Regions from separate parts of the Homo sapiens genome. Here regions 2 and 3 are each linked to region 1. Evidence: read pairs that join two places in POLR2A ChIA-PET (ENCODE). Cell type or tissue: MCF 10A. All regions are shown on one strand. Each heading gives the region's core, and the rest is flanking DNA. Links, peaks and the distances in the headings are about the cores only. Region 1 holds the start of ABCA12 (ATP binding cassette subfamily A member 12). Region 2 has its middle 5.2 kb from the start of LINC02862. Region 3 has its middle 54 kb from the start of ABCA12.

What was found. ChIA-PET counts read pairs that join two places held together with the same protein. Peaks named below come from ENCODE experiments on the same cell type or tissue, not always from the same donor. Only the 100,000 strongest peaks of a DNase experiment are listed, where the experiment ranks them.
Region 2: POLR2A ChIA-PET joins it to region 1 with 12 read pairs; 3 of 35 experiments call an interaction of 5 or more read pairs at or near these places.
Region 3: POLR2A ChIA-PET joins it to region 1 with 12 read pairs; 3 of 35 experiments call an interaction of 5 or more read pairs at or near these places.

What each region holds. Positions count from the first base shown.
Region 1 is chr2:215,132,855-215,143,151 of GRCh38, reverse strand. It overlaps ABCA12 (ATP binding cassette subfamily A member 12), which reads left to right and starts at 4,526. Exons shown (of 53, transcript NM_173076.3): 1 at 4,526-5,012. The coding sequence starts at 4,944. In MCF 10A, for the core only: no CTCF peak of the experiment used is centred there; DNase peaks (open chromatin) are centred at 5,171, 5,911 and 6,271.
Region 2 is chr2:215,264,597-215,274,893 of GRCh38, reverse strand. No RefSeq gene overlaps it. Among named protein-coding and RNA genes, the nearest start is that of LINC02862, 5.2 kb to the left of the region's middle. RefSeq lists an enhancer at 2,981-3,529. In MCF 10A, for the core only: a CTCF peak has its summit at 4,869 (motif pointing right); a DNase peak (open chromatin) is centred at 4,863.
Region 3 is chr2:215,187,285-215,197,581 of GRCh38, reverse strand. No RefSeq gene overlaps it. Among named protein-coding and RNA genes, the nearest start is that of ABCA12, 54 kb to the right of the region's middle. RefSeq lists a silencer at 5,809-6,009. In MCF 10A, for the core only: no CTCF peak of the experiment used is centred there; no DNase peak of the experiment used is centred there.

The DNA of each region.
Region 1 (10,297 bases), core at 2,266-7,265:
TGTCTCTACCAAAAGTACAAAAAATTAGCCAGGCATGGTGGCACATGCCTGTAATCCCAGCTACTAAGGAGGCTGAAGCAGGAGAATCGCTTGAACCCGAGAGGCAGAGGTTGCAGTGAGCTGAGATTGTGCCCCTGCACTCCAGCCTGGGCGACAGAGCAAGACTCCGTCTCAAAAACAAAAACAAAAACAAAAACAAAAAAATATTGCTGATCAGTTAGTGCTTGAAAGAGACTTCTCAACTAAAATGTTTGATTATTGATTTGAATTGAAATTATTGACTAGTTCCTTTACCCCCTAGCCTTATGCTTTCAAAGTAATACAGTAGTAGTTGCACATACAAAATGGGAGGCTGAGGGGGGCGGATCATGAGGTCAGGAGTTCGAGACCAGCCTGACTGACATGGTGAAACCCCATCTCTACTAAAAATACACAAATTAGCTGGGCATGGTGGCACACGCCTGCAATCTCAGCTACTCAGGAGGCTGAGGTGGGAGAATCACTTGAACCTGAGAGGTAGAGGTTGCAGTGAGCCGAGATTGCACCCCTGCACTCCAGCCTGGGTGACAGAGCAAGACTCCACCTCAAAAAAAAAAAAAAAAAAAGGAAAGAAAACCTGTGTGTTGCTCAAGATTGAGGGGACAGATAACTGGTTGACTTATTTTTCTTATATGTTGGAATTTGAAAATGCTAGAAATGATCATTTTCTAGCTTATTTAATAAAATTAATCTTTTCTAAGATAGTTTTTGTTGTGCCCAAGAGAATGCATGCTATAGAAACCTTTACTATTGGGATATTCTTTTTTAAATTGCTCTGGGAACAGGCCAGTCATCAAAGACTAAAACACATGCAAAAATTGGCTCGTTGTATTTTTTCCATGAAGAAACAAGCGATAGTAGATAAATATATAGATTTGTCTTTTAAGCTGCTTAAGGTGTTATGAGGGGGAAAACATAAATTGAGAAGAAAAAAATACTATTTTTCATTTTCATTTTTCCTTTAAAATGGAGAATTGATTATTAAAACTTACATTGCAAAGAGGAGGAGATGATCTTTCTGAATACTCTACGCTATATCTTTCCATCAGTTTAAATAGGTTGGCCAAAAATTTCTAAATTTTACAGGCATCAGTTTTTTTTTCTTAGCCTCACAAGATTATAGCTACACATGTAGTAAAATTAATTCAACATCACCAGTTTAAGAAAATGATTACTCACCCTGAGTGAGTGGATGAATAATTCTTCACAAGATGGGAAATCACCCTGAAATTGCCATACTCACATGGCTCAATGTAAGATAATCAATTGATTTACAAACTTGGTCCCTGACATGACTGTGTTATTTGTGATGAGAAATTCCATGCCATTGAAATCACCTTGGAGGGATAAGGTGCTCTGTAACAGCTTGGAGTGAGCGAGACTTTTTAAAGCTCCCTTGAAATATGTCTTCTTTTCGGGTTTTGTGGATCAGATTTTTACCAGTTGCTTCTTGACACAATTCTTTTGTCTACATTATCATTGGAGTGTCTCAGTGCTGAAAACTTGAAAATCCTGAATCTGATACCTTCCTCACACCCACCTGCTTCATAGCATCAGCTATCAACCTCTTACATCGCAAGTGGATCTTAGGCAATGAGGTATTAGCAACTGGTGCCTCATTATGGTAATCCTTGGGTGGAGTCCCACCCTTCTTATAAAAGAAGGATGCTGTTATTTTTACCATGAGTTAGCTTCAATTTCCCAACTTGTTGCACATTTCCACCTAGGTTAAATGTGTGCACTTGCTGTGTTTTCTTACCCATGCTTGCTTTATTAGGGCCTGTTGGAGAACAGGTTTTGCAGACACAGAAACCTGGGTTCAAATTAATGTTCTGACACCCATTATCTGTGTGACCTCAGGAAGCTACTTGTCCTATGCATCTTCACGTATACAGCAGGTAAAATAATGTTGACCTCACAGGTCCTGTATGCAATGAGTATCCCATAGCACCTTAATGTAAAAGTCAGTTGATGGTAAAACAAACAAACAAACAAAGTTGTCACTGATGCTATACACAACAACCAGTGCTGAGACAAAGGAGTAAAATTATAATCTGGTTGCTGTTAAAATTTCTGAACTGTTTTACATCATCACTAACTCAATTCACTTGTTTTTTCTATTCAAAAACAGGGTTTCAAGTCTCAACTTCAATCAGTTTCTCATTCTACTAACATTTTCATCATCCCACAGCATCGGCTTTATCATACTCTATCTCTTAAGAAGAGTTTCCAGGAACTTTTCATTTTAAATCCGCAATATGACATCTCCTCCTCTTTGGCTTTAGGTCCCTAACTCTCCAACTTTATCTTCTACTACTTCAGACCAGCTCTTAGATTTAGTTGGGTCAGAATTCTCACCATTCAGGAATACAGAATTTATCTCAAAATTGTGGTGTTCCATGAGACTTGGTCCCTGTACTCAAGGGGCTCAGAGTATGGACAGAGAGACAGACTGACTATACTAGAAGGTAATAAGGGAGTTGGCTATCTGTGCGAACAAAGCTTTATGGGAAAACAGATGAAGGGGTGATTAATTCAGCCGGGGGTGGGGGTGTGGTGGGTGGAAGTGCTGGAAAAGGCTTCAGAGGGGAAGTTACACTTGAGTCAGTCATTTGAGAATGAGCACAATTTCATTTTGGGCAGAGGGAACAGCATGACCAAAGCCTGAAAGTGAACAGTCCTCATCTAAAGTATTCTAGCAGATGGCAGGAGGGAGGGCTGAAGGTGGAGAGACAACTGATGAAGCTGGCAAGAGCCAGGCTGGGAAGTGCCGTGAGGCTCTATGAAGAAGCCTAAAAGAGCAGCCTTCCTTCTCCTGAATTCCTGGAGCAACTACTCTTTGTGAACTCATTTTGGCCATAATTTTTCATGCGTGTACTTACAAAAAAATCTCTACAAGTGATTTATAGACCTGCCTAGAGAAACAGGGAAAATCCCTGATGTTCATTTGTTTCTCAGCTCTTCCTGTGAAGTGTAATACATGGGACTGGAGAAAACATAGCACAGAGATTAACAGTACAGAAACGAGGTTCGAGTTCCTTCTCTGCTGTTCCCACTGTCCTCACTGCTAACTAGGTGAAATCCAGCAAGTTATGGCACTTCTAAATATCACTTTCTTTCACTGAAAATGGGAATAATGACAGTTTCTATATAATAGGACTCCTAGGATGATTCAATAAGTCCTTAGCAAACATTGCTACCCAATTAATAGAATTAATTGACTACTTACTATGAGGCAGGACCTGTGCTAGATTCCTTTTTTTGGAGGGGGGATGGAATCTCACTCTTTTGCCCAGGCTGGAGTGCAGTGGCGCCATCTCAGCTCACTGCAACCTCTGCCTCCCGGTTTCAAGCGATTCTCCCTCCTCAGCCTCCCAAATAGCTGGGATTACAGGTGCCCACCACCATGCCTGGCTAATTTTTGTGTTTTTAGTAGAGACGGGGTTTCACCATGTTTGCGAGGCTGGTCTTGAACTCCTGACCTCAAGTGATCAGCCCGTCTCGGCCTCCCAAATTGCTGGGATTACAGGCATGAGCCACCGCACCTGGCGAAGGGAGAACTCTTAATGCTTTAACGGATTTTGCAAGTAAAGTCTGGATTAGTCAGGGTAGGTGTGAGGATCAAAGGGGAGCTTCACCCTACTAGCCTTGGCTCCAGTAGTTTATTCAATTACATTCAGCAGCAAGTATTGAACACTAATGATATGTAAAGTACTGTGATATAAAATAGTCCATGTCCTCAAATAATTTATAATCTTGTAGGAAAAATAAGACATACACAAATAAAAATAATGCAAAAACTTTAAGTTCCTTGAGAGAGGGCAACAAAGAATGATTCAAAGGCAAGAGAATCTATCCTATGGGATATATCCAAAAAGGCTTCATTGAAGATGTCAACTTGGGGATAACTTTGAAAGGCAGGATCTTAGAGAGGGAGGAATGTATCATGGAAAGAGGAAATAGAAATGTCTTGGATCAGCCTGTGTCCCCTTTCACTATAAGAGCCTGAAACAATGTGGCTTGTCTGTAATAGACACGTGAATCTCCACTCACGAATTGAGGGACTCCAGTTTGTAATTTATGTCCCCTACAGCCTACCTTTCCTTTTCTGCCCTGTGCTTAACCTAGTACATTGTGATGAAAGGTGGGACCTGGCCAACATAGTTTCTTCCCCCAAAATCGAAACATTCAACTTTAGGTTAAAGGTGGACACTTTCCCTAGTATATCTAATGATGGGCTGAGGCTCAGAGCTTTGCAGCTAAGCTCTGGCCTTATTGACTTAAATCATTTTAATGACACTTTAATATTAAAGAGTCACTGGGCCCAGTGTCTGTGAAATGCTCTCTGTGCCCTGCCTCTGCTAGAGCAGACACTGTGTGCAGGAAAGAAGACAAGAGAATGTAGGACAAGTCCTACTGGCCTTGCAAAGGTCCCACCCCCTAGTCCCTGTGACGCATCCAGTGCAGGTGACATGTTCTCTAAGGTGTGGATAGGCAATTAATTTCATGGAGAGTAGGAGGTGTGGGTTCAGCTGCTGCTTTTTTTTTTTTTTCAGTGAGGCATTATCTGAATGATGCTCATTCTCTCTTGAGTCTGGACTTCGTGCAACAAGCAGCAACTGGATATTATTTTAAAATAAGCATAAGCCACCCAAAGATACTGATCTGGGTCCTTCTTTTGGAAGAAGAGTTGATTGAGAAGTGCCTCTTGGTTAAGGATTAACCACAGGGAAAAATCCAGCAGAAACAGAAGAACTGTGGGTTTCTTACCCCAGCCCTCAAGGAAGCTATGCCGTGAAAGGGGTACTGATACACTGACATACAGCAAGTTGGACGGGGCATCAGTTCTTCATTTGTGGAGTGGAGAAAAGAAGAGGAAATCTCTCATTTGGGGCATTTGAAGGATGGCTTCCCTGTTTCATCAGCTTCAGATCCTGGTCTGGAAAAATTGGCTAGGTGTAAAAAGGCAGCCGGTGAGTTAAAAAAAAGTGTGGGAGTATGGGTCATGGGGCAATACGCCAGGTAATCCTAAAATGTGATCTTAATGAGAAGTGAAAACAGAAGAGTTTAAAGGCATTTTCCAAAGCAGGAAGTAAGATATTTAGAATTCATCCCCCTATCTGTCTTATAGCTAATGGAGCGAGTCTTAACATGCCCCCAAAAGCAGCCTTTTCATTTCAGTAAATTAAAGAGTAAACCAGGACATGCCCTGGGCAAAAAAAAAAGAACATGACTCATTACTGGCTGAACTGGAACGTTGAATTCTGGTTTCAAGCCAAAAGGCTTTCAGAATTTTTCTTAATGTAGTTAAAAATGGGATAGAGGAAAGAAAAGTATTATTTGAAATGTACAATAAATGGGAAGAAATATACTGGAAAACTGAAAGCCATAGAAAGTTTGGTTGAAAGGTAAAATACAGAACAGAAATAGTTTGAAGGCTATTAGTATAGAAAAGCTACTGAGAAATTTTAGTATCTAAAAATCATTTACTGGGAATACCAAACAAGAGTATGTATATGTGCTATGTTTTAAGAATATTATTGAATCACTTAGCTTTACTACTACAATCTATCTTCTCTTGCTCATTGCAACGTCTTTTTTGTACTCTTACATTAATGTTTGCGTTCTAATTACAAAGTTAGCTATTAGATCCTCATCAGATGGCTCCCAGGATGATTGAGAAAGGAATTGGTTTCTGGGAGTTGTTATATATTCAGAAGAATGTTTGAAAATCGGGGAAATCCAAAAAGGTATTCAATATACTTTATTTTAAAGTGGTAATTCCCAGCCTTGAATGAGTAATGTAAATATTATGCAAATAATATGCATCACACAGAAACCAGCACTTTATCTATGCACCTTATCTCGCTCCAGGCTTGCTTGGATTGCCTGACACTTTACTTGAGTGTTTTGATGTGTGTAGTAAGAGGAGGAAGTAGATGTTCATTTACCCTTGTGAATTTTGTGGGTAGGGTTTTAAAATTCTAAGGCATGTGATTGCATGGGTGTGGGGTTTGAATATAAAATTATAAACTCATTCATGTTTTTATTTGTTTTTTAACTGGAAAAAAAAAAGCACAGAAGAAAACCTCCCCATAATTATCATGTGGTTGATTCTGTGTGGCATAAGCAGGGAAAGGATCCTGGGTGTGTGGATGTGGTCATGTGGTCAGAGCATGCGAGTTGGGGCCCCTGCCACTGCTCCTCATGTAACTTAAGTAGCTTAAGACAGTTTCTCTAAGCACTGTTTTTCCCACCATGATGTGGCATGATGAGTTAGACGTGACATGATTAGTTAGATGTGGCATGAAGCCTGCCACATCTAACTCATTGGGGGAAGTACCAAATGTGCTAATGTATTTCAAAGTGCTTTATAATACTGACACACTTAGCAAATAGATTAGTGAGGGATTTGAGGCAATGTGTGTCATATTTTATGCAGATTAATAATGAAAGGAAATTCAGGAGAAGATACTGTGGGTAAAAGGAAGAAATCCACGTACAGTCAAGTTTGTAAGTGATAAAAATTCAATAGCTAAAAACAAAAACACAGAGGAACTAAAATCTGTACGTGTTATTGTCAATAATCTGAATGCTGAGGTCTGTTTCTTTTACAACTCTATTTTGTGTAAAAAAAGTTATAGGAAAAAAAAACACCCAAATCTCAGGTGAAGATGTTTGTTTTTCATTGAGAAATTTTATCTTTAGAAATTTTAATGACAAATTTTTTTCCTCATTTTGAAAGTAGTAGGTATATCAATTTTCTCCTTTGGGGTTTCTCTTCATTTTAGTCAGTGTTTGTGGACATGGTGAAATATTTAGGGGAGATGTAAGTCAGATATTAAAAGTTTTTCAAGCATGACACCTTGCATTATTCCCATCTAGTCAAAACCCCTAAATAAACTCTGGTAACTATACTTTTCCTAGGGAGGGAGAATACATGAGCCATTAGTTCATTTTGGGACAGGGAATGATTCAGATCTTAAGTGCACCTTAAACAAATGGAAACCAGAACAGATAAGTCTTCACGGCAGAGTGAGGTCAGAGAAAGTCCAAAATTTGGGACAATACAGAGGCCAACCTGAATCCATTATAACCAACCAGAGGGACAAGAGAGACCTGTAGAAGATGGTGATGCAAAAGGAAAAGGAAGGACAATTCTGAGTGGAGGGGGAAAGGGCAAAGAAAGAGAAATTTCCTTCACAGTTTCGCCTAGGGTCAGCTCTGTCTCTCCATGTTGGGAAAAAGACTTGAAGACACGTGTGGGAAGGATATATGTGCGATGGCATTACACTTAAAAAGGAAGAGAGGAATAAGAGGTTGGAAAGTTGGAATTAAAGATCTAAAGGGGGATAAAATGAAAAAAATTGTCTAAAGAGAAATTATAGGCAAATTAGAAGACAGACAAAATGTGAAATGAAGGTACATATGAATTTGAGGAGAAGAGTGTTTTTGTAGGAACTAGACTTGGTTATCCATCAAATAATAATTTAAAATGCAAGCATTTATATTTCTACATTCATAATCATTCTAAAAATTGTACTTTCAAAGTATACTTTTACTCACAGCAAAACAGAAATTAAGCTATGGACACAGGAAATTTATAGTCCTTACTTAATGGTAAAGAAAAATGGAAGCATCACCACCATGACAACTTTGCCTAATATTTTTTAGAAATTCCATCACAAAGCAAGGTGGTGGGAAGACTAATTCAAAAGAGAAGAAGTTAAGAATCTATTAATGGAGAAACAAATGGCACATGAAAAAAGCAAAGGAAAACAAAGATATAGTAAAAATATTAAGGTAGATTGGAGATAAATGAGGAAATGTGTTGATTATAAAAGTATATGCTGGGGCTGGGCGCAGTGGCTCATGCCTGTAATCCCGGCACTTTGGGAGGCCGAATCAGGTGGATCACTTAAGGTTAGGAGTTCAAGAACAGCCTGGCCAATATGGCAAAACTCTACTAAAAATATACAAAAATTAGCTGGGTGGGATGGCAGGTGCCTGTAATCCCAGCTACTTGGGAGGCTGAGGCAGGAAAATCGCTTGAACCTGGGAGGTGGAGGTTGCCGTGAGCTGAGATTGTGCCACTGCACTCCAGCGTGGGTAACAGTGAAACTCTGTCTCAAAAAAAGAAAAATAAATAATTTTTTTTTAAAGTATATGCTGGCCAGGTGCAGTGGCTTATGCCTATAATCCTTTGAGAGGCCAAGGCAGGTGGAAGACTTGAGCCTAGGAGTTCGAGACCAGCTTGGGCAACATGGTAAACCCTGTTTCTATTTAAAAATACAAAAATTAGCTGGGCATGGTGGCGCATGCCTGTATTCCCAGCTACTTGGGAAGTTGCGGTGGGAGGATTACCTGAACCTGGGAGGTCAAGGCTACAGTGAGCCTAGATTGAACCCCTGTACTCCAGCCTGGACAAAAAAGTTTGACCCTGTCTCTCTCTCTCTCTCTCTCTCTGTTTGTCTCTCTCTCTCTCTCTCTCTCTCTATATATATATATATATAGAGAGAGAGAGAGAGAGAGAGATTATATATATACACACATATATACATATACGTATATATGTACATATATACGTATATATACACATATACATACGCATATATGTGCATATATACGTATATATACACATACACATATGCATATATGTACATATATACGTATATATACACATATACATATATGTACATATATACATATATACACATATACATATATGTACATATATACATATATACACATATACATATATACACATATACATATATATGTACATATATACATATATACACATATACGTATATATGTACATATACATATATACACATATACGTATATATGTACATATATACATATATACACATATACATATATATATGCTAAAATAGAAAATGAGAAGAGAATTACAAACAGCTATACAATCCGAGAAACAGGATGAGAATAGCATAAGCTAAATATTTAGTTTGGCTATAAAAAAGGGAATCTTTAATTTTGGTGGTGACTTCCCTCAAAATTATTCTTGGAGTAAATGTCTCTCTCTTTTTTTTTGTAAAGTAAGATATCAGAATTCTGGAATATTGGGACATATCTAACTGACTTAATTTTACAGGGTCCTAGAATGCTCAAGGGACTTGTCCAAGGTCACACAGCAAATTTAAAGCTCAAAGTCAGATTTCTTCAAGCATGAATTTATTCTTTCCATCACTTCCTGATGCTTCTCTATTGCTGCTGAGTTGAGTTTTTTCTCTAACATTCTCTGATCCCACTTAACACTTAGCCCACCAAAGAACAGATAATATCTGCTAAGGAGGCCTTGGAAATTGATGATTTTTAATATCTGTGGTAATATCAGTTCTCAATTGTATTGCCAAAGAAATGAATACTAAAGGAAAGTAAAGAAAAATACATTAAGTACTAATAGAAATGTTAGGTAATAGAGAAAGCCAACCAGGTGCAGTTGCTAACCTGCTGGGCTTGTAATTTAACTTTAAAAATAATGAAATAATGAAGAAATATTCCAGCAGAGATGGTTAGCAATAGGAAGGCTTACCTAATGAGATGCTAGTTAATGACAGGGAAGAGTCCTGGGACAGCAAAGAGATTGCAGGCTGAAAGACTAGATAATATAAGAGTTTGTCTTCCATTAAGATGACGAAGTCTATGAGAAGTATGAGATTATGTAAAGTGACCAAACCTACACATTATTGGAATTCTTGATAGAGAAGGAGAAAAAGTAAACAACTTGAAAAACATATTTTAGAGAATAATTCAAGAAAATTTCCCCAATCTTGCTTGAATGGTAGACATCCAGATATTACCAGAGATTCGGATAAATTTAGAGAACACTTGTGAGAGTTCATACAAGCCAAACGTCACCAACTCATGTAGTCACCAGATCATCCAAAGTCCATACTAAAAAAAAAAAAAAAAAAAAAAAAAAAAAAAAAAAAAAAATTAAAGCCAGCTAGAGAAAAGAGTCAAAGCACCTACAAAGGACAACTGGTTAGACTAACAGTGGACTTCTTGGCAGAAGCCCTGTAACGGAAAAGATGAGGATCTATTTTTAGCCTCCTTAAAGAAGAAAAAATGCCAGCTGGAATTTTATATCCTGCCAAACTGAGCTTCATAAATGAAGGAGAAAGTCTTTCCCAGACAAGAAAACACTAAGAGAATTTGTCATTATTAGCCTGGTCCTACAAGAAATTTTCAAAGGATTTCTAAACATAGAAACAAAAGGACAACACAGAAA
Region 2 (10,297 bases), core at 1,865-6,864, 130 kb before region 1:
TCAAGGACCTCCGTGAACAGCATAACCAGCTGAACCAGAGGGAAATTTCCCCAAATGTTTTACTCATATATAGGTGAAATAGCTAGTAGTTCCCGCACTGTGTATGATCATCAGAATCATAACAATGCAGTTTTAAAAATATGTTAGAACCAACTATAACTGCTGACTCTATTATTGTTCAAACTATTTCTAAGCGTTTTCTCCCCTCCTCATTGGTTGATTCCAACACCACAGGGAATGGAGGCTGCCCACAGCCAGAGTCTTTAGGGAAAGGATAGAGTCAGACTGCTCGGTCTTTCCTATCAGCAGAAGGCCACACTGGCTGCTGTGCTGTTCTGGGCATAGTCAGCATGATGATTGCTTTGAGAGATTTAGAATTGGCATTTCTTTAGCTGTTGCGCCTTCTTTCACACCAGCTGAACAACAGTTCTTAAAATGTGGCCCAGAGACTCCTACAACCATTTCAGGAGGTCTGCAAGGTAAAAGATCTTTTCATAGTAGTACTAATGTTATTTGCTTTTTTCACTCCCATTCTTTCATGAATGGGGTTTACAGTGGCTCCATAACGTGTAATGATATCATTGTTCCGATGCTTAATGGAATGTGTGCTTCTGTGCTCTTCGTGTATTCTTGTAATACCAATCTTAATTTCAAATATGATAAATATTGACAGATAGAGCCTGCGTAAACTACAGCCGTTCGGAGTCTGTAATATTTTTTAAGAGTATAAAGGGGTTTCGAGACCAAAAAGTTTGAAAATCACTGCTGTAGAAGAATAAATTTAGTTAATTGTGTCTACAATGAAATGTAGAGGCAATTTGGCCTAGGAGATTTTTCTTTTTATAGCGTCCAAAATGCTATAGTAGTGGGGCCATGCCGTGGCAAGGAAACATTCTCCTCTGGAGTGCCCAGAGGAAACACAGCCTTGCTCAAGACGCTGAAGGACTTCTGACCTTCAGAAATGTAATAAATCTGTGTTGTTTTAAGCCTTGAAGCTTTTGGTAATTTGTTACAGCCACAATAGGAGCTGAATATAGGCCAGGTGCGGTGGCTCACACCTGTAATCCCAGCACTTTGGGAGACCGAGGCAGGCAGATCACCTGAGGTCACGAGTTCGAGACCAGCCCGGCCAACATGGTAAAACCCTGTTTCTACTAAGTATAAAATTAAAAAAAAGCCAGGAGTGGTGGCGGACACCTGTAATCCCAGCTACTTGGGGGGCTGAGGCAGGAGAATCCCTTGAACCAGGCAGGCAGAGGTTGCAATGAGCCAAGACCATGCCATTGCACTCCAGCCTGGGCAACAGAGTGAGACTCCACCTCAAAAAAAAAAAAAAAATAGGATACAAATACAGATCTGTTTCAGAGAAAACAAAGACTTGTTGAGCACCTGCTAGGCACCAGGCCATGAGCAAAATTACATAGTCAGGGCTTACAAACACTAGGATTCAAATTCAGGTTCACCTGCATTCAGAGACCAAATCCTTTCCATGAATCTTTTTTTTTCTTTTTTTTTTTTGTCCCCATTCCAAAAGAAAAAATGTTCTATGGTAAAAGTGGTGCTATAAACTTTTGATTTTCTCTAAGGACAATTGTAGAATTTCAGTGCATGATCCATATTGTCAGAGATCATGAATATTGCTTAGGTCCTGATGGCACCTTGATCGTATGCCCTTACTTGACTACAATCTAGTCGATATGGATAGCACTGTGGGTAACTTTACAGGCACTCAGTGTGTTCCCCTGAGCTAAAGAAAGGAGGTATTTCCCCCACGTTACTCCCTGTATTCCTAACTATGAATCAACTCTCAGGTTAACTGCAGCATACTCATTTACTTCTGAAAATGAAACATGAGAATTGTTAAATGTCAAGCTCTGCCTCATGAGAAGGAAATTCTAAAGTGAATTCTTATTCAATATGGGTAAGAGAAGATTAATTGCTTTTTAAAAATTTGGTGATGAAACATGCTGGTTTTCTAGTCTAAAGGAGAGTATTTACTTATATCAATATTCAACACCAGTTGATTTGTAGGAATATTTTTAAGGCAAGATTGGTTTGAAAGCAATTAGGATGGATAGAATTTGCTTTGGAAGGTAGCTTAAATGTAAGCAAGGCATCAAAATAGCTTAAATATCCAAATATTCAGAGATGTAATTCAGAGGTTTCAGGAACATCATGTATTTGGAAAAGCCAAGTTGATAGTTCCACGCCATGAGATGGTGATTCATACAAGATGTCTCCATCTTCATTTTGCCTATTATCTTTCCCCCAGTTCTACACTGTTCCAAGGGTATATGCCAGTCATTTCTGAGTTGATATTAGGCCGGGACTCAAGATCACCAAATCCCTAAAAAACCACTTACAGTCACAACCATGTCTACTAGATTCCCCATAAGAGACACAATCCATGCCTTGATGGTGAGGCCTGGCCTGTGCACACTGTTTATTACTGTTTGGGTTTGGTGCCAAAATCCTTTTTGGAATTCCTAGACCTGGCGAATTGTGCTGGACTACATAGGGCTGAAAACATTCCTATGTGTCTTTTGTCAGAGGCCTAAATGAAGTTCCTCCAGATCTCACTCTAGTGGCAAAAAAAAAAAAAAAAAAAAAAGAGAGAGAGAGAAATCCAAAGAAAAATAGAATATAGGTGGGATGGTTCCCTACGCCCAAAACCTAGACACTCTACCCCAGGCCAGGCCTTCCTGTGGCAATAGGAAGTGGGGTGTGGGTGGTTGGTGAGAAAAGGCCGTTGGAGGAGTTCATTACTAGGTGGAAAGCAGGCCTGTCTTAATTGCTAGAGCGGCAGCTGGCGGAGACATCATTTTAATAAGACAAGTCCAAAATGACAGAGTCTCTAAAATCCCTAATCCAACTGGAGAGCATAGTTAGAGAATAAGCTTCTGCCTCCTTTTCTTACCATGACATTAAAAGTTCCACGCTCTGCCTCAACACTGTGGCCCAATAAAGATCCTCAGAAATTAATGTTGCTTCTCCTTAGGTGTCAAGGACAGGGAGGACTGGAGCTTTGATCTGACCCCATAGGCCAGCAGTGTATATTACCCCACAGTTAGCTAATGTTATGGTCATAATTTACCTCCTCAGGCCTGCCTGGGATCTGTCAGTTTTATCAATGGGGAGGTGAAACAGAAGCTGATCCTCTTCCCTACCAGCCTTCCAGATTGCCTGGGCTGCTTCATTCCTCCAGCATTCCATTTAAATCAAGGCAGGCACAAGACCTGCTGCTTTGCATTGTGATGGGATGCACCTGACAGGTAGCATCTGAGCACTCTGGGATGCTATGCAGCAGTGCAGCTACAAGCATGAATCAATTAAGTGGCGATTAGGTTCAGACTCTCAAGCAATGACATAGTCGGCTTCACACTGACTTTGCTATACATAAAATCCCCAGAAAGAATAATACCTTATCCAAACTTTCATTATATCTGGTAGTAGAATGAATATGGATCGATAATAAATTTTGTTCCAATATAACATTAGTTTCAGAAGAATTTTCTCCTTCTTTCCCTATCAAGAAATCAAATTATGGCCATAAAAATAAAGGCTTATCTACTTGAGGACTCTGTGAAGAGAACAATGGTTTGCTTTTTAATATTAACATTTTAGCTTGTATTTGAAAATAAGCTTGGGTGATTTTATACAAGAGAGAATTAAATATGTTTCTCAGAACATGAACTTACATTTGGATGTTTTGGAAAAATAACCTTTTTTACATGACAATGGAATTAGATCTTATAATAATTTCAGGTTTTTGAATGAAACCTTTTAATTTTGGGGTATATACCAACTTTATAGATAAGAATGGAAAATAAAATAATGAAAATTCATTATACATCTGCCACCAAGCTTTATTAAAATAATATGCCGTATATGCTTCAATAGTTTCTGAATAAATGATGCAGTATAAGCATAACTGAGGCCACCTTCATTTTTCCCCATCTCATTACCCTTTCTTGCTCTGAAGGGTAACAACTCTCATGAATTCAATGTTCACTATTCCATAGTTTGCATATTTTTACTATATATACATAGAAACTATACAGTATTATTTTGCATACAGTCATTCTGTACATGTCCTTCTCCAAATTGATTTTTAAACTCACCATTTCAGACAGGATTTTTAACCTATGGAACCTGGGATGTGTAGAGGTATATAAAACCCCAAGCCTTTAATTTAGGATGCAAGGCCTTCAGGTGTTACATGAACCCCTGAAATTATAGGTACATGCACTTTTTTTTGAGATGGAGTCTCACTTTGTTGCCCAGGCTGGAGTGCAGTGGTGCGATCTCAGCTCACTGCAACCTCTGCCTCCTGGGTTCAAGCGATTCTCCTGCCTCAGCCTCCTGAGTAGGTGGGATTACAGGCATGCACCACTATGCCCGGCTAATTTTTGTATTTTTTAGTAGAGACGGGGTTTCGCCATGTTGGTCAGGCTGGTCTCAAACTCCTCACCTCGTGCCTCAGCCTCCCAAAGTGCTGAGATTACAGGTGGCACATTTTTTTTTTTTTCTGAGAAGAAAGTCCACAGCTTTTCTAAAATTCTCAAGTCCGTCTTTGACCATAAAAGAAAAGAACCACGAGATGGAATCTTCTTTCTTCAAAATGTTGAGATTCCATTAATGTACAAAGCTGTATTTCTAACCATGATGTATGATTTTTCTTTATTTTATTCTGCGTGTTTTTTTCTAAGTCTCTAGCATTATAGAAAATTGATTATTCTATTGGTTGGCTGATTTTTTTTTTTTTTTCCTCTTGGCTGGCTGGTAGAATGGGAGGTGGTCAGCACGTTTTGAAGGCCGGGAATGACTTAAAAAAATTGTAGACACCACACTGACCGCTAGAGGGCACTGGCACAACTGCAAAGAGTGTCTTTTTTTTTTTGAGTATAGGACTATAAATGCCAGAGGAGCCGCTTACAAGATCTTCACATATTTATTTATCTCTGTTTACAGATTTCTTCATCGAGCTTTTAATATGTTTTAAAACGTTGGTGTTCAAGTTATTTTAATGTTATCAGACTCATAAAACAAATTTAAAGCAAGCCTGAAATAAATGAAGTACACTACAGCGGATCCTTGCTTCTTATCTAGTCATTGCTAAATATTTAAGACATCAACTGCTGGTCAATTTATATCTTTATTAATAAAAATAGATAACATGATTTAAGAGTTAACATAGAGAAAGGCTTTTCATTTAAGACTTTACTAAAAAATGCTTTGTCATCGTTTATGCAACTGTTGTACATATTCACTCTTTGGGACTGTTTCACGCTTTTCTTTTCCCAATTAAGAAAAAGGCTGTAGGCATTTTGCTGTGCTGCTGGGACTCTGGCAGAAAGCAGTTATTTCACGGGAGACCCCTCCCACCCCCGACTTGCTTTTCTGTGTCTACTGAGAGAGCTAAAGTAGAAAGGGATCAATTTTCCTTCTCCTAAATGAAAACGACTCAAGGGCTTTTTATGTGCTAACTGCCAATTGCCAATTAAGAGCCAAAAAAAAAAAAAAAAAAAGGCCAACCTAAGCCAGTGTTTTAATACCAGCACATTAAAATAACTCATATTTATAAAGCACTTTACAATTTACAAGGAATGTTTACCTACAAGAAAATAACTCATATTTATAAAGCACTTTACAATTTACAAGGAATGTTTACCTACAAGCCTGACAATAAACTCCTTGAGATAAGAAAGTTAGTAAATGGTTATTTCCAATTTATGGATTAAAAAACATATGCTTCTAAAGTATTTCATGATGTGGACTACTTATAACTTTGGCTGCCACTAGGTAATATTGTTAAGAAGTGGCAGAGTAGACACTTCTCTGATGGTTTTCTGATTTCTAGTTTACTATGAGTCTTTTCTACCCCGTTTTCCATTTTCTTCTTTACTCATTTTGAATAAATTTCTTTTGGGGGCTTAATCTATAGGGTGGGGTCTTTCAAAATATTATTTAATTCATGTTCTTTATTTTGTTTTATATTCCCCTAAATTTTAGTGTTTTGTTTTGTTTTGTTTTGTTTTGATGGAGTCTCGCTATGTCAGGCTGCAGTGCAGTGGTGCGATAACCTCTGCCACCTGGGCTCAAGCAATTATCCTGCCTCACCCTCCCAAGTAGCTGGGATTACAGGCATGTGCCAACATACCTGGCTAATTTTTGTACTGTTAATAGAGACGGTGTTTCACCGTATTGGTCAGGCTGGTCTCGAACTCCTGACCCTCAGGTGATCCACTTGCCTTGGCCTCCCAAAGTACTGGAGTTACAGGCATGAGCCACCACACCTGGCCTAGTTCTGTCTTAACCATGATCTTGATACAGTCTCAGGATTGCCAAGTGAGTGTGTAGCTATTTGTTAATTTATTTAATCTGTTGAACAAAATAAGGATTCCCCATCTACATGGAGCTTACATTCTAGAGAAGGGAGGACACATAATAAATAATAAAGAAGGAAATTATATTATGTGGTAGAAAGTAAGTACCAGCAGAAAGAAAGAAAGAGGAAAAGAAAGAAAGGAAGGCAGAAAGAAAAAAAAAGAGAAAGAAGAAAGGAAAGAAAGAGAGGAAATATAGAAAAGAGAAAAAGAAAAAGGAAAAAGGAAAGAAAAAGAAAAGAAAAAGAAAAAAAGAAAAACAGCAGGATAAGGAATACAGAGTCAGGGATGGGGGTTGCAGCTTTAACTAGGTGGGCCTTCTACTGGGAGGAGGCAGGGAGAGCAGCTAGAACACTGGCCCTCAGGTCAGAGGGAAGCTGGTGTGGAGAGGACCATGAAGGAGGAGGCCAGGATGGCTGGGGTGGAGTCCATGGAGGGGAAAATACCAGGGCAGGCAGTCAGAGAGGTGCCATGTGAGGGCAGCCCATGAAGAGAACTCATGGGCCTCTGTGGGGACTTTTGTTTTTACTGAGCTCAACGGATGGCCAGAGTGGAAGAACACTATTAGAGCAAATATTTTATCAGGATCACTCTGGTTGCCTTGCAGAAAATAGACTGTGTATGTGAGTAGGGGGAGAGGTAAGTGTCAAGGAAGACAAGCAGTTGATAATGAAAGCAATCCAGAGGAAGAGGGATGGCACTCAGACCAGGGTGCTGGAGAGGTGGGAAGCGGGCTGCTTCTAGATACGCTGCCAGGTGGGGCCAACTCAATTGCTTGATGGATTGAATGTGTGGTGTGAGAGAAAGAGAAGAGGTTAAGTATGGCTTCCAAGCTTTGGGCCTGAGCAACTGGAATCATGGAGTTGCCCGAAACTGAGAAGAAGGCCGTGAGTAGAGCGGTTGGGGGCAGTGGGGCGCAGGCCAGGAGTTTGGATTTTTTTTTTTTTTCTTGTGACGGAGTCTCGCTCTGTCTCCCAGGCTGGAGTGCAGTGGCGTGATCTCTGCTCACTGCAAACTCCGCCTCCCGGGTTCCTGACATTCTCCTGCCTCAGCCTCCCGAGTAGCGGGGACTACAGGCGCCCACCACCGCACCCGGCTAATTTTTTTTTTTTGTATTTTTTAGTAGAGACGGGGTTTCACCGTGTTAGCCAGGATGGTCTCGATCTCCTGACCTCGTGATCCACCCGCCTCAGCCTCCCAAAGTGCTGGGATTACAGGCATGAGCCACCGTGCCCGGCCTTTTTTTTGTTTTTTTTTTTTTTTTTTTTTTTTTTTTGAGACGGAGTCTTGCTCTGTTGCCCAGGCTGGAGTGCAATGGCACAGTCTTGGCTCACTGCAACCTCTGCTTCCTCAATCAAGAGATTCTTCTGCCTTGTCTTGCCAAGTAGCTGGGATTACAGGTACCTGCCACCATGCCCGGCTAATTTTTGTATTTTTAGTAGAGATGGGGTTTCACCATCCTGGCCAGGCTGGTCTTGAACTCCCGACCTCAGGTGATCTGTCCACGTTGGCCTCCCAAAGTGCTGGGATTACAGGTGTGAGCCACCACGCCTGGCGAGTATGTATTTATATATGAACTTTAAGATGCTATTAGACATGCAAGTGAAGAAATTGATTAGGCAGTGAGATTTGAGAGTTTGGGGCTCGGGAGAGAAGACTGGGCTGAATGAGGTGCAGGAGTCATCAGTGTTCTAGGTATGCAACTGGACGTCATGAGAATACTTATTCCCAAGCACTTAATGTTAAGAGGACAAGGTGAAGAGGGGGAACCAGTGAAGGAGACAGGAAAGGATCAGTGGTGAGGCAGCAGGACAGCCAAGAGGGTCTAGTGTTCAGGAAGAAAGAAAGGAGAATGGATAGAAGAGCCAGCAACTGCCTGTGAAGCTCCATGCCTAGACTCTGCAACCCTCAGGCAACTTCCACCCAGAAGCATGATAAAGTGGCCTTGCACTGTGGAAATTTTCCTCTGAAAGAAAACAGGTGGGGACATTTATCTCATTCCGGTGGGGACATTTATCTCATTCCTACTTCCTCCCCCGCATCAATCACAGATTTGCTTTATTTAAAAAAAAATCTTAGTATCAATTAAATTTTACTATCTAAGAATAAAATGCAGTAAAGAGAAATGTTGAAATGATGTAAACCATCGGACCTTCTGCACTTTACGAAATTTGATACTTCCTTCTTATGCATGTGTCATTTGATTATTTCAATAGTCTCTCAGATTGGAAGAGCTTGTATGATCCCATTTTATAGGTGCAAAAACTGAAGCTTAGAGATATTATTTGCTGAAACTGCTTTTTTGGCCTAGTAAGTATTACAGATTTCCGCAAAGCATATATTTTCATAATGTGCATTTGGGACTAAAATTTGAAGCATACCATAGCTATGTGAAGACTGACAATTTTTTCTGACTTTTTCTCACACAGGGTACTTTATAAAGACATATTTAAAAATATTTATTCTTGACATTTTGGAAGAAACTTGGGGAATTTTCACCCAGAAAATACAATCCTTTTACATTTAAAATTCATAGGAAGACAGTTGTAATATATATATAGGAAATTCTTCTTTGTAGGGCAGCTTTGCAAAAGTTACCAAAATCTGAACTTTTGTATGTCCAACTTTGATCCAACAATTCTACAACTAGAAATTTACCTTAAAAAAATCAGAGAGAAAAGAGTTAGACTAAAGTATATTTGTTACCTAAAAAAATTGGAAACAACCTGAATAAATGTTGTCATATCAAGAAAATGGGCCAGGCACAGTGGCTCATGCCTGTAATCCCAGCACTTCAGGAGGCCGAGGCGGGTGGATCACTTCAGGTCAGGAGTTCAAGACCAGCCTGGCCAACATGGCAAAACCCTGTCTCTACTATAAATACAAAAAATTAGCCAGGCACGGTGGCAGGCGCCTGTAATCCCAGCTGCTGGGGAGGCTAAGGCAGCAAAATGGCTGGAACCTGGGAGGCGGAGGTTGCAGTGACCTGAGATTGCACCATTGTACTCCAGCCTGGGCAACAAGAGTGAAACTCTGTCTCAAAAAAAAAAAAAAAAAAAAGAATGCTGCAAAACTGAAAAATGATGCAACACAACATTTAATGACTGCATAGCTAAGTAGGAGAGGAAAGCAGGTTGATAAGCAGTATGTATGATGTCGCCCCATTTTTATTATAAATTATATCTATAAATTGAGGAATAACTGGAGGTCCACAAGCTTTTTCTGTGAAGAGCCAGATAGTAAATATTTTAGGCTTTATATGGTTCCTATTACAACTACTCAGCTCAGTTGTAGTGCAAAAATAATCGCCCACAGTATAGGCATAGCTGAATTCAGCCCCTGGGGTACATAGTAGTTTGTAGACCCCTGCTCTATCATTGTAAACATTGATTATCTCTGGGAGCTATAATTCTAGATTTAATATGCTTTGTTGTTTTTGCTTCTCCACAAGGTCGTAGATCATTTTTAAATTTCTTATAAAAGTACAAGATTTGATGAAATTATAATAAAGCATTTAATTATTTTTTTTGTATTATTAAGATAGACTATTGTTAGTAATTCAATCCGAATAGGATTAGGTCGCATAAATATTACAAAACTTTTATCAGAAGAATATATTAAAATAAAGGCAACTGTTGATTCCTTGGATACTGAGCATATTCTTTTATAGCCTAGTTATGATGTTTTATTTTCTATGCAATATGTGCTCAAAAATATGATTATTTTAATATTAGCTTCAAAAAAATATAATTAGAAATTAGGAAGTTTGGTAGGACAAATAGAGCTTGCATTTCAAATAATTTTCCAAAGACTTCTAGATTTTGAAGTGTGTGTGGCGTTCTTTGCCTCACTGGAAGAGAGAACCGGTCAATTAATTGTGTAACTCAAATATCTTCTGGAGCTCTTAGGCC
Region 3 (10,297 bases), core at 2,517-7,516, 54 kb before region 1:
TTATTTTTGTAGTGATATACTAATTACATTTAAAATATAATAATTGAGCTCGATAGCCCCTGTTGTTCCAGAAATTTCTAACACACTTTATTGTTTGCCAGAGGATTAAATATAATTGTTGTAACTCTTTCCTTGAAGAAATAGAAGGTAAAATGATTTGCACACAAGGTCACTTTTTCCAATATGTAACTTGATAGCCATTCCTACAGTGTCTGAAGTTAAAGAAACTATTTTAACAAAAATTGAGCATCCTGCTACATATAATAAACTCTGCATTGAAATATGTTCTCCAGGCTGGCCAGGCGCAGTGGCTCACGCCTTTAATCCCAGCACTTTGGGAGGCCGAGGCGGGTGGATCACAAGGTCAGGAGATTGATACCACCCCGGCTAACATGGTGAAACCCCGTCCCTACTAAAAGTACAAAAATTAGCCGGGCGTGTCGGCGTGCGTCTGTAATCCCAGCTGCTGGGGAGGCTGAGGCAGGAGAATGGCATGAACCCAGGAGGCGGAGCTTGCAGTGAGCCGAGATTATGTCACTGCACTCCCAGCCTGGGCGACAGAGCAAGACTCCGTCTCAAAAAAAAAAAAAAAAAAAAAAAAAAAAGAAATATGTTCTCCAGGCTAATTGCAGATTCTGAGATACTTTTAGACTATCCAGAAATTTTTCCATTCTGGCAATTTGTTACATATAGATTCAATCTGAACCTTCAAATTAACTTTTCTTTTAAATTTATTTATTTTTTATTTTTTTATTATACTTCAAGTTCTAGGGTACATGTGCACAACATGCAGGTTTGTTACATATGTATACATGTGACATGTTGGTGTGCTGCACCCATTGACTCGTCGTTTACATTAGGTATATCTCCTAATGCTATCCCTCCCACCTCCCCCCACCCCATGACAGGCCCTGGTGTGTGATGTTCCCCATCTTGTGTCCAAGTGTTCTCACTGTTCAATTCCCACCTACAAGTGAGAACATGCAGTGCTTGGTTTTCTGTCCTTGTGATAGTTTGCTCAGAATGATGGTTTCCAGCTTCATCCATGTCCCTACAAAGGACATGAACTCATCTTTTTTTATGGCTGCATAGTATTCCATGGTGTATATGTGCCACATTTTCTTTTTCTTTTTTTTTTTTTTTGAGATGGAGTCTCGCTCTGTCACCCAGGCTGGAGTGCAGTGGCACAATCTGGGCTCACTGCAAGCTCTGCCTCCCAGGTTCACACCATTCTTCTGCCTCAGCCTCCTGAGTAGCTGGGACTACAGGTGCCCGCCACCATGCCTGGCTAATTTTTTGTATTTTTAGTAGAGATGGGGTTTCACCATGTTAGCCAGGATGGTCTCAATCTCCTGACCTTGTGATCTGCCCGCCTCGGCCTCCCAAAGTGCTGGGATTACAGGCGTGAGCCACCACGCCCAGCATATGTGCCACATTTTCTTAATCCAGTCTATCGTTGATGGACATTTGGGTTGGTTCCAAGTCTTTGCTATTGTGAACAGTGCCGCAATAAACATATGTGTGCATGTGTCTTTATAACAGCATGATTTATAATCCTTTGGGTATATACCCAGTAATGGGATGACTGGGTCAAATGGTATTTCTAGTTCTAGATCCTTGAGGAATCGCCACACTGTCTTCCACAGTGGTTGAACTAGTTTACAGTCCCACCAACAGTGTAAAAGTGTTCCTGTTTCCCCACATCCTCACCAGCACCTGTTGTTTCCTGACTTTTTAATGATCGCCATTCTAACTGGCGTGAGATGGTATCTCATCGTGGTTTTTAATTTGCATTTCTCTGATGGCCAGTGATGATGAGCATTTTTTCATGTGTCTGTTGGCTGCATAAATGTCTTCTTTTGAGAAGTGTCTGTTCATATCCTTTGCCCACTTTTTGATGGGGTTGTTTGATTTTTTCTTGTAAACTTGTTTAAGTTCTTTGTAAATTCTGGATATTAGCCCTTTGTCAGATGGGTAGATTGTAAAAATTTTCTCCCATTCTGTAGGTTGCCTGTTCACTCTGATGGTAGTTTCTTTTGCTGTGCAGAAACTCTTTAGTTTAATTAGATCCCATTTGTCAATTTTGGCTTTTGTTGCCATTGCTTTTGGTGTTTTAGTCATGAAGCCCTTGCCCATGCCCATGTCCTAAATGGTATTGCCTAGGTTTTCTTCTAGGGTTTTTATGGTTTTAGGTCTAAAATTTAAGTCTTTAATCCATCTTGAATTAATTTTTGTATAAGATATAAGGAAGGGATCCAGTTTCAGCTTTCTACATATGGCTAGCCAGTTTTCCCAGCACCATTTATTAAATAGGGAATCCTTTCCCCATTGCTTGTTTTTGTCAGATTTGTCAAAGATCAGATAGTTGTAGATGTGTGGCATTATTTCTGAGGGCTCTGTTCTGTTCCATTGGTCTATATCTCTGTTTTGGTACCAGTATCATGCTGTTTTGGTTACTGTAGCCTATAGATTCAATGCCATCCCCATCAAGCTACCAACAACTTTCTTCACAGAATTGGAAAAACTACTTTAAAGTTCATATGGAACCAAAAAAGAGCCCGCATTGCCAAGTCAATCCTAAGCCAAAAGAACAAAGCTGGAGGCATCACACTACCTGACTTCAAATTAACTTTTAAAGCATGAGTGTGACTAGCCAACCAGCCACTGCATACATATATATATAAAATCAGTTTGTAAATGTGAAAGACTGTAGGGAGAAATGGCAAGGAAGGATGAGATCATCAGAAAGGATTGAGAGAGTGCAGATATTTTGTAGTTTAGAACTTTAGAATAAAGCAGCAATCTACGTTTCACTGCAAGCTAAGAACTATTTACACAATTGTTCAATTAAAATTGAAATAATGTTGTAGTTAATCTTCTACATTTAGGAGCTTTATTATGGAATTTAAAATCAATACGAGTGAAGTTCAAGAGAGGGCCATTGCATGAACATGTTGGTAATTGTAAAAAGTTCTGCAATAAATCCCTAAAACACGAAAGTTTTCACTATTTACAAATGAAGCTGAGATAAAAGCTAATATAGGAAAATGAATCTGTATATAGAATTTTTGAAACCTAACTTTTGAAGCAAATTTGATATCTTTCAAAAAAAATCTATCTTTCCTTTTACATAACCCTCACCCTCTACTCATTTAACCCACAGGCCAAATTCCTCTTTGCTGTTTCTTACAGTTAAATTTCTTTTTTTTCTTTTTTCTTTTTCTTTTTTTTTTTTTTTTGAGACAGAGTTTTGGTTTTTGCCCAGGCTGGAGTGCAATGGTGGGATCTTGGCTCACTGCAACCTCCACCTCCCCGGTTCAAGCCATTCTCCTACCTCAGCCTCCCAAGTAGCTGGGATTACAGGCATGCACCACAACAGCTGGCTAATTTTTTGTATTTTCAGTAGAGATGGGGTTTCACCATATTGGTCAGCCGGTCTTGAACTCCAGACCTAGGGTGATCTACCCGCCTCAGCCTCCCAAAATGCTGGGATTACAGGCGTGAGCCACCACACCTGGCCTCTTAAGGTTAAATTTCAGAGGTACCACTTGGTGAGAAATGGGGAATTTCTTCCCTGGGGACCATGGCCAATTAAGTCTTTCTGGTTTGTTCCTTCAACGTTCTTTTGCTTCCCAACGAGATAATTTTTCTCTCTCTCTCTTTTTTATTTTTAAATGGAGTTTCCCTCTTGTTGCCCAGGCTGGAGTGCAATGGCATGATCTTGGCTCACTGCAACCTCTGCCTCCTGAGTTCAAGCGATTCTCCTGCCTCAGCCTCCCGAGTAGCTGGGATTACAGGCATGCGCCACCACCCCCAGCTAATTTTGTATTTTTAGTAGAGACAGGGTTTCTCCATGTTGGTCAGGCTGGTCTCGAACTCCCAACCTCAGGTGACACACCCACCTTGGCCTCCCAAAGTGCTGGGATTACAGGCTTGAGCCTCTGTGCCCGGCTGATAATTGTTCTCTTACTAGATCAAGTGCATGTGTTTTTATCCTATAAGGGTTATACAGCCTGGCCTACACAGAAAGCCTGAGAAAGCCCGTTCCAGCTGCTGTCATTCCTTTTCCCCTAACCTCTCACAGGGCGGCTTATGATGTCTTTGCTACTGAGATTAGTGTTCTGTTTTTTTTTGTTTTTTTTTGTTTTTGACTTGAACATATAGCTTGGTGAGTTTTTTTTTTTCTCTTGATTATGAAGATTCCTTACAGTGCTCCTTTGGTTGCTGTGTTTTTTTGTTTGCTCTAAGATCAAAGCTGAGATTTTTCCAACATTGGAAAAGCAGGGTTTTTTCTTTTGCAAGTACTACGGACCCAGCCACTCTGCCATTTTATTCTGTTTTGGGGAAATCTTGGGCTAGTCCTCCTCCCATTATAAGAACATAGTGTTTGTTTGGACAGGTTTCCTGAGCTGAATTGCCGTTTGGTCACTGAAGGACACACAGATCTGCTTCTGCTCTTCCACCAGGAGGATAAACAATTAGCACAGAGCCCACCAAACGATCAGACCTAGGTTCATTGAATTCACTATTTGTAGACCATTTGAGAGGAGTTGCTCCTAATTGTCTAATGAGTTAGTCTGGAATTAAATACAAATGAATAATTTTTTTGGAGTGGTCATTTGTTAGCTTCATTTGCTTCTGTTTTGATTCAATTTTGGGATTCATTTTTTCATATTCTTTTTATTTTATATCATTTTGTATATGCTTCAAAACAGAAACATATATTCAACAGAAGTTCTCACTCCTATTGGCCCATTTCCATCTATCTATATAGATAACTATTGCCATTAGCTTCTGGCTTACTTTTCCTACGTCTCTTTCTGCAAAATTAGCAAATATTTGTGTATGTGTGTGTTTCTATATATATTTGTTTTCATTTTTCCTATATAAAAGGCAGCATACTATATACATTCTATATACACATAGCCATATACTACACATGCTATATAGATCACAATATGTATTCATTAACAATAATAATCTCAGAGATCTTTCTTATACTTTTTGCTTGTTTCTGCATAGTACTCCATTATGTAGATATTGTAGTAAAGATTTTTGGTCAACGTATCCCCAAAGAAAATTTACAGTCATGGAAATTGCACCTCATAAAAGTTGTTAAATATTAAAAACTTATGGAGAAGCACATTGGAAAAATTAGCCAAAGTTAGAATTGGTAGAAATAAGCCATAAAAAAAACAAAAGCTAAAACTTCACATGGTAAGGTTTATTATTGACTAAAAACTAATATCAGAATCAACTCTTAACAAAGTTTAGATATGTCAAATTTGATGTGGGGAAATTGAGCTTGTTAGAAGGAAGAGCTGCCAGAGAAAAACCACATGGTGGAAGCCATAATTGGAAAAATATTATGTTTTCAAGAAATCCAATCGAATAATCATAGTCTCAGAGTAATATTTAAGTTAGAAAGAATCAATGTCAATAAAAGTAATTTCAGTTACATTAAAGATAAAAATGAAAAAAACAAACTGTGCTTTATAGAAAATTGATCAAAGAATCAAATTGGCTTAATGGAATGAGCTCTAGAAAATACATTCTTGATGAAAATTAAAATCGATCATGTTTGTATAATTCTGCTTAAAATATTTTATACAGGATCAAAATATCTACTGGGTCCTGAGGTAGAATCAAAACAATGTGTATGGATGTGTCCTGGGCTGCTTTTCCACAGTCCTCCCCTTGATTTTTTTTCTTCTTCTCTTCTTTCTTTCCGTCTCTGGTAGTCATCAATGTGCCATTTTGGAGCTGCTTAACTATGCATCAATTAGGCTTTTCTTTGAAGTATTATTTTTCTCCTTCCCATTTCCTACTGACTCAAAGTGTCCTCCCTCTTCAGATTATGGGTGACCCTCTCTCCTCCCTCTCTCCTCCCATCCTGAGTCACCCATAATCTTTGCTGACATTTGTATACGTCACATATTCATTGGCATGCTGAAGGGAGCACCCAGTTGTCCTTGTGAGTGCTCTCACCACCTTCCTTTGAAACCTATCTTGACCTTTCTGGCTCCCTGCTTCTTCTCCTCTCTTTGCCCTAATTTAAACTCTTGATACCCTGAAATTTAGCCCAACTCTGGCTGGGACCAGTTGCATTCCTGGTTGATTAATTCCAGGAGCTCTCAGTGAAGTGCTCCAATGACTAAGCATCTCATCAATTCTGCTGCCAGTTCCATGCTGGTATTGTGTCTTGGTGTGACAATTGTGTTTAGGCTTGTGCCTTGATAAGTGTTCCATAGTGTGCCCTCATTCCAGATTCTGTATTCTTTTTTTGTCTGGGTTTCTGTTTTGAGAGCATGTTTGGTACTTGTGTTTCACTAAGACTGCTTTGTCCGCCTTCTTAAAGGGCTTAGTGCTGCCCTTGAACTCTAGCCTCAGATCTAGGACCCTGTTTCCTGTTTCCAGAGTTTCTTGATGTCTATCAGCCACCAGCCTGGCTAGACCTCTGAGTATTACCTACTCCTGATCACCAATCTCCAGGTTCTCCCTGTCCACTGGAACCACCATTTATCTTTCATTGAACCTCCCAGGCATTGAGCATTTGACTAGACTCCTTACTCATGCACCCACACTCTTCTCCAAGTAGGTCATAGTTCAAGTTATGCTTCTTTCCATTCCTTGACAATGGCACCACTCTTTAGCACCTGCTCAATTCTGGGAAGTGATTTCCATGTCCAAGTCTCAAATTAAGCCTTAACTTCAAATTTCAATTTTGACAAAAACTTTATTTAATTATTAATAAATTATTATTAAACTATTACTACTATATAACTAATTAATATTATATAATTATTAAACTAATTATTATTAAACTATTATTTAATTACTTAATTATTCCACCATTCTTCATTCTTCTACTTTTTCTTTTCTTTTTTTTGTCTGAGACAGGTTCCTGCCATCATGTTGCCCAGGCTAGTCTCAAAATCCTGGGCTCAAGTGATCTCCCACCTTGACCTCCTAAAGTGCCAGGATTACAGGTGAGCCACTGCAGCCAGTCTCCACTCTTTTTTGAGTTTATTTCTCAATATTTAATCTATTTTGGGAGAGTTTTTGTTGTTTTGTCTACTCTATATTGCTCTTAAGTGTCCTTAAAGTAAGAAATAAGTCACCTACTACCTGTCTCTGTCAAAAAATGTCCTATCATGATTGTTCCTCAAATGGAAAGGTTATACAATATTAATCTATTAAAAACTTGCTATGCCTGGGCACGGTGGCTCACGCCTGTAATCCCAGCACTTTCGGAGGCTGAGGCGGGCGGATCACAAGGTCCGGAGATCGAGACCATCCTGGCTAACACGGTGAAACCCCATCTCTACTAAAAATACAAAAAATTAGCCGGACGCGGTGGCGAGCGCCTGTAGTCCCAGCTACTCAGGAGGCTGAGGCAGGAGAATGGCTTGAACCCAGGAGGCAGAGCTTGCAGTGAGCCAAGATAGCGCCACTGCACTCCATCCTGGGTGACAGAGCGAGACTCTGTCTCAAAGAAACAAAAAAAAAAAAAAACAGAAAACAAAAAAAACTTGTTATTTGCCTGGGCACCTGGGGTACAAAGATAAATAAGACATACTCCTTGTCCTTAAGGAACTCACTCACTACACAATTACAATACAATATAAGTTCTACCAGGTGTGATGTGTAAGGAACTTTGGGAGGACAGAGGTGAGTTTGCCTTGCAGTGAAACAATCAGCAAGATTGTTAATGACAAATAAGATGTAGTCCTTGTCCTTAAGGAACTTACTCACTACACAATTACAATACAATATAATAAAAGTTCTACCAGTTGTGATGTGTAAGGAACTCTGGGAGGACAGAGGTGAGTTTGACTTACCTCCTTTGCAGTGAAATGATCAGTGGTTGCCTAACAGCCAATTTGAGCTAGTTCCTAAAGACTGAGTAAGAGTTTGCCATAGGGGGTACTATATGCCTAACAGAAGAAACAGGAAATGGAAAGGTACCCAGGCATGTCAGAGCATGGCCCATTCCACTGGAGGAAGCATGAATAACTTGGATGGCTCCAGTATAAGCAGCATTGAAATGGGAGGGGCAGGAAATATGGCTAGAGAGACAGGTTGAGGACCTCTGATGAAAGACCTTGTATGCTATGCTAAAAAGTTGGGACCTGATTCTACAGGTGATAGGACTGCTCCCTGACAGTTGAGCAATTCTTCAACTGCCTTATGGAATAATCTAGTCCTTCTTGACTGCCAAAAAATTTATTCACAGTGTTTTAAGAAAACAGTAGGAGTTCAGTGCTCTGAAAGTTACATAAGGCTGGTGTGATTCTTCCAGAAGGCAGGTGCCATGGTAAATAGCTCTACAAATATATTTTCCCACATTTTACACACAAATATTTTTCCTTGTTCTGTGGATACCTTGTAGAAAAATACACCTTAAAGTATAGCTTAGATCTCCCTGCTCTTCTATTTATTTACTTGTATTTGAATTTTATGGTGAGTATAAATTTTTTCTGGCAAAAGTCACCTTTGTGTGTGTGTGTGTGAGAGAGAGAGAGAGAGAGAGAGAAAGAGAGAGATTAGAAGAGCTTCCTGATTTAGGCCGGGCATGGTGGTTCACACCTGTAATCCCGGTACTTTGGGAGGCCGAGGTGGCCAGATCACTTGTGTTAAGGAGTTTGAGACCAGCCTGGCCAACATGGTGAAACCCTGTCTCTACTAAAAATACAAAAAAGAATTAGCCAGGCATGATGGTGGGCACCTGTAATCCCAGCTACTTGAGAGGCTAAGGCAGGAGAATCTCTTGAACACAGGAGGCAGAGGTTGCAGTGAGCTGAGATTGTGCCACTGCACTCCAGCCTGAGTGACAGAGCGAGACTCCATCTCAAAAAAAAAAAAAAAAAAAAAAAAGAAGAAGAGCTTCCTGATTTGTCAAAGTCCATTTTGTTTTTCTCAAAGCTGTTTTGATTATGCATGACTTCTTCCTTGACTTACTGTTAGGACAAGCTCTCAAAATTTCCTGGCAAAAGAGTAACAACTTTAATTATATCATATGGTTCTGGAAAAGGAATTATCTGTCAAGTAACCATGAAAATATTTTCAAAATTCTTTCTTTTCACAAATATTTTTCAACAGCTGTGCTCTAGAGAAGCATCAAAAAAAGTACTCCTGAGAATGGTTGATTTTCTGCTTTGTTTGTCCCTGTGCATCTTGCATCTTAGTGAAATGCAGCAGGACAGATCACTTCCTTTTTCAACATTTATTTAGCATTTACTGTGTATACACAGGCACTGGTGAGCTCCTGGAGCAGGGTGGGAGGTTTACAAAGAAAAAGGGTGATTCCTCCTTCTAGGGCCATTGTGATATCTATTAGTCACTTCCTCCTCTGGCCTATCAGCTTGTGGCTGCTTCACTCCTGTGGTCTTGGCCTTGCATTCTCCCTCAGAGGACAATGCTTGGGCCATGGAAGCCTGTTGCCAGGACTAACCCAGAGCAGAAAGTGCATGGGGGCACTTATATCCACCAAGGGAGGCTATAGCCAATGACAGATGGAAGGGACTTGATCTGAAATTACTTCTGTGTCTGGCTTCTCATTCTCTCACTTGCCTCCTCCACTCCCTTTCCAGTTTCTCTTGGGAGCACTGGGGGCAGTTTGCAACTTGAGACAGTAGCCATGTATATCACTCAGGTTCTCCAGAGAAACAGAATCAATGGGCTATATAGATAGATACATAGATAGACATAGATACATGTATGCATGTATACAGATACACAGTCAATTATTGTTACTCACAATTCATAGTAATTATGTTCTATTATGTTGCTGCGAATACTGAATTAGCAAATATTGAATAGTCGCTTGTATGAATAATAAGAAATACAATGGCAAATACAGGGTTGGATTCATAGAGTCTCTCTGTCCACAACATTGTCATCAATTAATCAAGATATAACCTTGCTTTATGTGTGTTTCTTCTTAAAGACACCTTACTTAATATAGTCATGCACTGATTAATGATGTTTCAGTCAACAACACACTGTCTATATGATGGTGGTACCATAAGATTATAATGGACCATATATAGAAAAGTGATATATGGCACTTGATATTGGCATTGCACATCAAATAGAGGAAATGATTAATATTCAGTAATGGTGCTGGGATGTTTGGTTTTCCATATGAAAAATTAATATAAATAAAAATGTGCCTGTGCCATCTAGGTTTGTGTAAGCACACTCTATGATGTTTGTAAAACAACAAAATATGATGCATTTATCAGAACATAGCTTTTCATTAAACAATGCATGACTCTCTATATATTTTTGATTT